2 separate regions of the Homo sapiens genome follow, and region 2 is linked to region 1. A link is a contact called in ENCODE Hi-C or POLR2A ChIA-PET data. All regions are on one chromosome and are shown on one strand. The core of a region is the stretch at or near the end of the contact, and the rest is flanking DNA. Distances in the headings are between cores, read along the strand shown. Region 1 overlaps ABCA1 (ATP binding cassette subfamily A member 1). Region 2 overlaps LOC105376197 (a long non-coding RNA gene).

What was found. Hi-C counts contacts between places; a loop is a spot of excess contacts on that map. ChIA-PET counts read pairs that join two places held with the same protein, here RNA polymerase II (POLR2A). Pooled maps may share reads with other maps.
Region 2: a map of chondrocyte shows a loop between it and region 1 (2.9-fold over the local background). The contact joins two enhancer-like sites. A Hi-C loop is called at or near these places in 7 of 168 maps with a recorded cell type or tissue (CD14-positive monocyte, CD4-positive, alpha-beta memory T cell, HAP-1 and 3 more) and 10 of 50 pooled maps. POLR2A ChIA-PET finds 5 or more read pairs at or near these places in 6 of 52 experiments (PC-9, SK-N-SH, T-cell and 2 more).

Annotation. Positions count from the first base shown.
Region 1 is chr9:104,867,156-104,870,874 of GRCh38, reverse strand. The region is part of intron 5 of ABCA1 (ATP binding cassette subfamily A member 1); the gene reads left to right. Among named protein-coding and RNA genes, the nearest start is that of ABCA1, 59 kb to the left of the region's middle. RefSeq lists an enhancer at 1,603-1,692. Within about 2 kb of position 2,019, at least 24 of the 41 ENCODE cell types and tissues checked have a DNase peak (open chromatin) inside an H3K27ac peak, as active enhancers do.
Region 2 is chr9:105,136,941-105,140,659 of GRCh38, reverse strand. All of the region lies in intron 3 of LOC105376197 (a long non-coding RNA gene), which reads right to left. Among named protein-coding and RNA genes, the nearest start is that of SLC44A1, 110 kb to the left of the region's middle. RefSeq lists enhancers at 1-252, 253-1,232, 1,233-2,212, 2,213-3,192. Within about 2 kb of position 1,984, at least 2 of the 41 ENCODE cell types and tissues checked have a DNase peak (open chromatin) inside an H3K27ac peak, as active enhancers do.

The sequences.
Region 1 (3,719 bases), core at 770-3,269:
CCTTGTGACCCCCTGCCCCTGCCCACCAGAGAACAACCCCCTTTGACTGTAATTTTCCATTACCTTCCCAAATCCTATAAAACGGCCCCACCCCTATCTCCCTTTGCTGACTCTCTTTTCGGACTCAGCCCACCTGCAGCCAGGTGAAAAAAACAGCTTTATTGCTCACACAAAGCCTGTTTGGTGGTCTCTTCACACAGACGCACATGAAACTCATGGTATCTGTGAGGGGCCCTAATGCTATTGGTGAGGGCACTGCTCACATAACTTAATCACCCCTTAAAGGCCCTGCCTCTTAATACTGTCACATTGGTGATGAAGTTTCAATGTATGAACTTTGAGGGGGGACACGTTCAAATCATAGCAGGTGTGCTATTGCCTTACTAGCAAAGTAATCTGGGGGAAGATGAGTAATGTCTCGTTCCACCCCTGATTCCAGTGCTGACTGATTCTGGAGTGGCAGAGAGGGTTGGAGGCTCACCGCTCTGCTCACCCGACCCTCTGGCCATCTCCTCTTAGAATGCAAGGGCAGGGATTTTGTTACACAGCGCCTCTTTTGTTATAGGCTAGCTCCTGCCTTCAAGGAGCACTGAGAAAAATATTATCCCTTTGAACCACAACACTAGTATTTTGGGTACTGTAGCCATTCAGAAGTTTGTTGAACTAATACAAGTTTATATTATTTGTAAAATACTAGAAGGAATGTGTGGTTCCTAAAGTTATGGTATTCCCATTGGTTGAAAGAGAAGACTCTGGCTTCCTAATGCCTTGGAAGGTTCAGGGAGCATAAGCCTAAATATCCTGGTTTCTCTTGGGAATTCTTCACAGCTTGTCATCTATGACTTTATCCACATTTATTTTGAACATGTTTAATTTTCAGCTTGTATTTTCTCAAGGAGTATGTGTGAGTCAGCATTCAGAGTACTTAACACACTTAGTGTCATTAGTGATAACTTAACCCACACGTATAGGAAGCTAGACCTCCATTTACAGAAAAATGGAGGCTCAGAGAGCCTAACTGACTTTCCCAAGGCCACATAACTGGAAAATTCTGGAACTGAGTTTTTTCAGGTATGTCTTGGTATCCCTCGGTGAGCCTTCTCTGTAGAGAAGGAAGTGTCTCCTGGGTTGGAAAGCCCAGGCCGGGATGAACAGCATGGGTGTCCTTAGGCTGTGTGTACCACACACCCCTGGCCTACTCTCCCCTGCTCTAAGGAGTCACCTGAAGGAGCAGCTGCATCACCCCGCCTCACCCCTTCTCCTCAGCACCCAACAACCAGGTCTTCCCAGAGAGTGCTCAGCTATTGGTGAAGCAGGCATCGTCTATTCTTCAAGAAGACAGCAGAGCATCAGGAAAACAAAACACCAAAAAAATACCATAAAGACACTGGAGTGTATTTGTTACCAGCCCTTGTATAACAGAGAAGTATTTCAAGGTCTTATTTGTAAGGCTGGACAAGCTCAGGCTGATTAAAACCACGAGTTAGAATTTGTCTCCCGCTCCCAGGCCCTGCTCAGTTGACAGCTCCTAGCAGGCTGGGAGGCCCCACCCCACCCCCACCCCAGGGGTCCATTGAAGAAGACCATCTGGGCCTGGGATGCTGATGTGATTTTCCCTACTTCTCCTTTTTTTTCATTTGCCTCCTCCACCCACTTCTAAAGCAGCTGATTGCTCTGGTTCCTTTTCATGTTGAGCAAAAGAGAAGACAGATCTTGAAACCTGAGCTGGGGACTGGAGGGCACTGACCGAGAGTAACCCCGTCTGGCTCAGCTCAGCTCAGCAAAGGGCTTTCCTCCTCCGCCTTCCTGAGCTGCTCTCCCTCCTCTCCTTTCCTCCTTCTTTCCCAGCCTCCCCCAAGCTCCTTCACCCCTCTCTTCCCTCTCCTCCCTCCTCCCACCTTCCTTGTCCTCTATGCTCAGAGAACTGAAGGAACACTGAATGGCCTGGAAAGCAGGACCTCGCCCCCACCCCGCGTCATACCCCTCCGCCTGCACGTGCAAATGTGTTCCTCAGCTTGGTCCCAGAGGCCTGGACCTGGGTCCCAGAGGTCCCAGCTGGTTCCCCGGCTTGGTCCCAGAGGCCTGGATGTGTGGCAAGAAGCTGAGGGTTCTGCTTCGTTTCTTCCAGCCCACAAACACACATGTCACCTGTTTTTTGTTCTTTTTCCTTTCCTTTGCCCCACTTTACAGAAGCTCTTGGCTAATTGGTAGGTCACTGTTTGCTCCTCCAGGCAAAACCAAGGAGGCTGAGCTCAGCAGGTCAAGTATTTTGGTCTGTATTGAAGAGACTGTGGTGGGAGAGCCCTCTTGACCTTCTGCTGGATAGTGACTTTCTCTTCTGCTGGCAGCAGTAGCCCAGCTCCGCATCCTGTGACAGAGGTCATACCTTCCAGTTACCCGAGCGAACACTTGGAGCAAGTCAGCTTTTTCCCCTGAAACAGCACGTTCACGTTCTTGATCTTTGGTTTGCACAACAACCTGTGAATGTTATTAGCCCCGTTTTTTTTGTTTGTTTGTTTTTTGAGACAGAGTGTCGCTCTTGTTGCCCAGGCTGGATTGCAATGGCGTGATCTCGGCTCACTGCAACCTCTGCCTCCAAGCAATTCTCCTGCCTCAGCTTCCTGAGTAGCTGGGATTACAGGCATGCGCCACCACACCCGGCTAATTTTGTATTTTTAGTAGAGACGGGGTTTCTTCATGTTGGTCAGGCTGGTCTCGAACTTCCGACCTCAGTTGATCCACCCGTCTTGGCCTCCCAAAGTGCTGTATTAGCCCCATTTTATATCCAAGGAAACTGAGGCTTAGGGAGATTTAAATAGGGGGGAAAGTATAGCTTCATGATTACACAGTCAGGAAATGGCAGAGCTGACTCTTGAATTCAGACCCTGTGATGCTGTATCCAGTGCTGATTTTGTTTTGCCCTGTGTTCCTTTCAGTGTCAGGTAAGAAGACCTCAGAGATCATCTTCTCCAACCCACACATTTTACTGATTATAAAATCCAGGTCCGCATTAACTCATTGGCCAAAGTTAAGTGGCTAAATGACTCTCCTGTTCAGGAAGTATTCCCTGTCTTGTGTGGAATGATTGGTCTTTCGTCCAGGTCATCTTCCACCTATATCCATCCTTGCAGTGACTGGTGGATATGATCATTCCTGGTGATTCCCTGTAAAATACTAGATTTATTTATTCTTTCATAAAGTTATGAGTAGACAAATCAGTCAGCTTCAACCTTTCCTTTACCTTATAGATAGTATCAGCAGAAAGAACTCAATAATTCTGTCTTAGGAACTCAGCCAGGCTAATATGTATTATAATACACACATACATATGCACACACATACACACATGTGCATACCTTAGATCACAAATTCAACATCTCAACTTAGCCGCCAAAGCCACTTCTGTGTCTTGTCTATTCTGAATATGCTTTAAGGTTAAATTAGCCATGAATCTGTTCAGATCAGTCATTCCTGAAAATGATGATGATATTAGCCATCCTTTACCGGGCACCTTACTCAGTGCCCGGCATTATACTAGGTCTGCAGGTACATTTGCTCATTTAACACCTAGCTCAGTCCAATGAGGTGGATGCCATTGTCATCTCCATTTTATCATTTAATCAACTCAGCCTTCCTCTCTCCTGTTCCCCACTCTGCTTCTAGCTGCCACTCACCTGACTCTCCTCTTGATCTGGGCTGACGTGGCTGAGTGGGTTTAG
Region 2 (3,719 bases), core at 735-3,234, 270 kb before region 1:
AACAGAGCCCTTGTGCAAGAATTCATTTTGAGGCCCTGTTAAATTACAGACTTTTATTCGGTAGGTCTGAGGTGGGGCCCGAGAGTCTACAGCTGAAAGAACTCCAGGGTAGCGTAAATGCAATTGATCTCTTAACCACACATTGAGTAGCAAGGCGCCACATCTCATCTTTCCTTTCATCCTTTTTGGAAATGTAAGCCTATTTCATGGTAGAAGCTATTTTAAGGGAAACCAGATGTCTTATACTGGCTAAAATTAATTTGGCATTCAGCAATTATTAAATTATTTGGTAGATATGTAGGGTGACCAATGCCCTGATTTGTCTGGCATTGTGGGGTTTCCTGGGACGTGAGACTTCCACTGCTAAAACTGGGAAAGTCTTAGGAAAACCAGAATGAATTAGGTATCTTGCCTCTGGTGGTTAGAGTGAGGGTGATGTGTCCCTTTCCTTATAACCTTTCCACCAGGTGCAGTCTTGACAAAATTTTACTAAAGCTATGAATGTTTATTAGCCAGCAGGCATAAGAACTGTCCTAGGCCGGGTGCAGTGGCTCACACCTGTAATCCCAGCACTTTGGGAGGCTGAGGCGGGCAGATCTCTTGAGCTCAGGAGTTCGAGACCAGCCTGGGCAACATGGGGAAATGTTGTCTTTATATTTAAAAAAAAAAAAATATATATATATATATATATATATATATATATATATATATATATATATACCGGGTGTGGTGGCATGCACCTGTAGTCCCAGCTACTCAGGAGACTGAGGTGGGAGGATCCTTTAAGCCCAGGAGGCAGAGGTTGCAGTAAGCCGAGATTGCACCACTGCATTCCAGCCAGTGTGAAGATCCTGTCTCAAAAAAAAAGAACTGTCCTACGCTGGTTCTTGGGGCTTGGGGAGAGCCATTCTCTGCCTCAGACACTACAAATAACACAAGCATGGTCGGTTCTCTCTAAAATAGACACAAAGAAATTACAGTGACAGGACCAACTAACCTTATAGTAGGTTAAAGTTATAGCCTCTATGGAAAGAGACACAGCACCAAGGGAACAATAGACCTTGTCACTCCACCAAAAATGATAGACTGCTTATTGAATTTGTATACTTCATTCAAACATGAGCAGTGAGCATGGTCTTGCAGTTAGTGAGGAGCCCTGAAGGTTTCAGAGGCGAGTGCCTGTCTCAGGGCGTTGAGTCAGCCAGGGAATCAGCTCTGTATCTTTCTCAGTTTCAGGTTTTGTTGGTCTTTGTGATATTTTGCCTGGAGGATGGGTGGAGGGTCACCTCAAGAAGCGACCACAACTCAAAGTTATTTTATTCTACATTGCAAAGTATGCCAGATAGAAGAAAACGCCCCTTAGCTTCCCTTTGTCATTCAACACCAGGAAGAAAGAGGAAAATGGAATTGGTTTTCTCTTTTTTTTTTTTTTTTTTTGAGATGGAGTCTCTGTCGCCCAGGCTAGAGTGCAATGGCGTGATCTCGGCTCACCGCAACCTCCACCTTCTGGGTTCAAGCAATTTCCCTGCCTCAGCCTCCTGAGTAGCTCGGACTATAGGCGCCTGCCACCACGGCCAGCTAAGTTTTTTGTATTTTTAGTAGAGATGGGGTTTCACCATGTTGGCCAGGCTGGTCTCAAACTTCTGACCTCAGGTGATCCACCCACCTTGGTCTCCCAAAGTGCTGGGAGTACAGGCGAGAGTCACTGCACCCTGCCTGGAGTTGGTTTTCTTTGGGCTCTGAGGAACACACAAAACAACAAGACCCGTCAGAGTTCAGAGAAACCAATCTCGTGGGGCTACATTGGAACAGCTGAAGGTTTTTTCTTTTTTCTTTTTTTACATTTTTAGACTTCCCTTTGTTTTCTTACAAAACATAAAAACTCAGACTTTAGTTGCCTCTAGGCCTTTCAGAAGAAGCCAGCTGTGGGGAGGGAGGCGGGGCCGCTAGGAGTTCTGCGAACAGATTTTTCAGAGCAAGTGTTAGCATCAGCGGAGCTCTGGTCCTCCCTGTGGATTTGTAAACCAACCTCTGACACCCATTCAGCAAAACAACTTCACCTTTCACCTACTTTCTTTGTTTTCCAGCTGTTTGGTGCATGTTCTGTGTGCATATGTAAGCAACTCTTGATGATTTTGTTTGCTTATACTATTTCCTTCTCAATAAAGAGAAAGAATAGGGCATGAGTATGTCACTGTTGGGCGGGACCCCAAGGGGATCTAGAGATTGTGACCCAGCATCAGATGACAACCCTGGCCTCAGACAAAGACCCTTTGTTTCACAGATGAAGCAACTGACACCTGGATGACTTGCTCCATGCTGGCAAAGGAGTGATTGGATCTAAAACAAGATTTTTAATGCTCTCAATTAAAATTCAGAGTCTCAAGGTTGAAAAGGACTTTGACAATTACATATCCAACCTCACACAGATGCTTGAATTCTGGTCTCTAATGAGTGTACAGTGGCCGGGCGCGGTGGCTCACACCTGTAATCCCAGGACTTTGGGAGGCCGAGGCAGGCGGATCACGAGGTCAGGAGTTCGAGACCAGCCTGACCAACATGGTGAAACACCGTCTCTACTAAAAATACAAAAATTAACTGGGCGTGGTGGCGCATGTATGATCCCAGCTACTCAGGAGGCTGAGGCAGGAGAATTGCTGGAACCCACGAGGGGGAGGTTGCAGTGAGCCGAGACTGTGCCACTGTGCTCCAGCCTGGGTGACAGAGAGAGTGAGACTCCATCTCATAAAAAAAAAGGAGTGTAGAGTGGCCACGTGGCCACTACTGGTCTCACTGGAAGATGAGGAGATCACAACTGTCCCAGCAAATGGAAGCTCTTTCATTTATTTCCATGGGTGCAGGATATCGCCCAGGCTGCAGTACAGTGATACGATCTTACCTCACTGCAACCTCCACTCCCGGATTCAAGTAATTCTCCCTGCCTTAGCCTCCCAAGTAGCTGGAAATTACAGGCATCCGCCACCACACCTGGCTAATTTTTGTATTTTTAGTAGAGATGGGGTTTCGCCATGTTGGCCAGGCTGGTCTTGAACTCCTGACTTCAGGTGATCCGTCTGCCTTGGCCTCCCAAGGTGCTGGGATTACAGCTCGCCACTGTACCTGGCGAGCTCTCTGTTTTTGAATCCGTTACTTTCTATCAGAGTTATACAAATATCAATGAATTTTCATTAAAAAGGCATTTCCTGGAGCACACTTCATTTACCTTTGATCAGTTAATCGGAGAACACTGAGAAGCCTTTAATTTCCACAAGGGATATAGCCTTTCCTAAACATAACCTGCTTATTTGAGGCAGAATATCTTGTAACTCTAACCTTACATAGAACAAATTTAGGAAAATGCTGGTTTGAGCTATGGAATAAAATTCTTAAAAAGGTACATGTTAATTAATTTTTTTGTGAGTCAAATATTTTAAATGTAATAAGAGGAATTTACCACTCAAAAGCAACCAATGGAAAATATATTGCTAAACATAAAGAAGATTATTTATGTAATATAAATAAAAATGTTGGTGAACATATTCTGTATTATGAATCATTCTGGAATGATGTATGCAAATCTCTCACTCATTCTTTTCGAGATAGGGTCTCACTCTGTCACCTAGGCTGGAGTGTAGTGACATGATCATGGCTTACTTTAGCCTCAACCTCCTGGGCTCAAGTGATCCTACTACCTCTCAGCCTCCCTAATAGCTGGGACT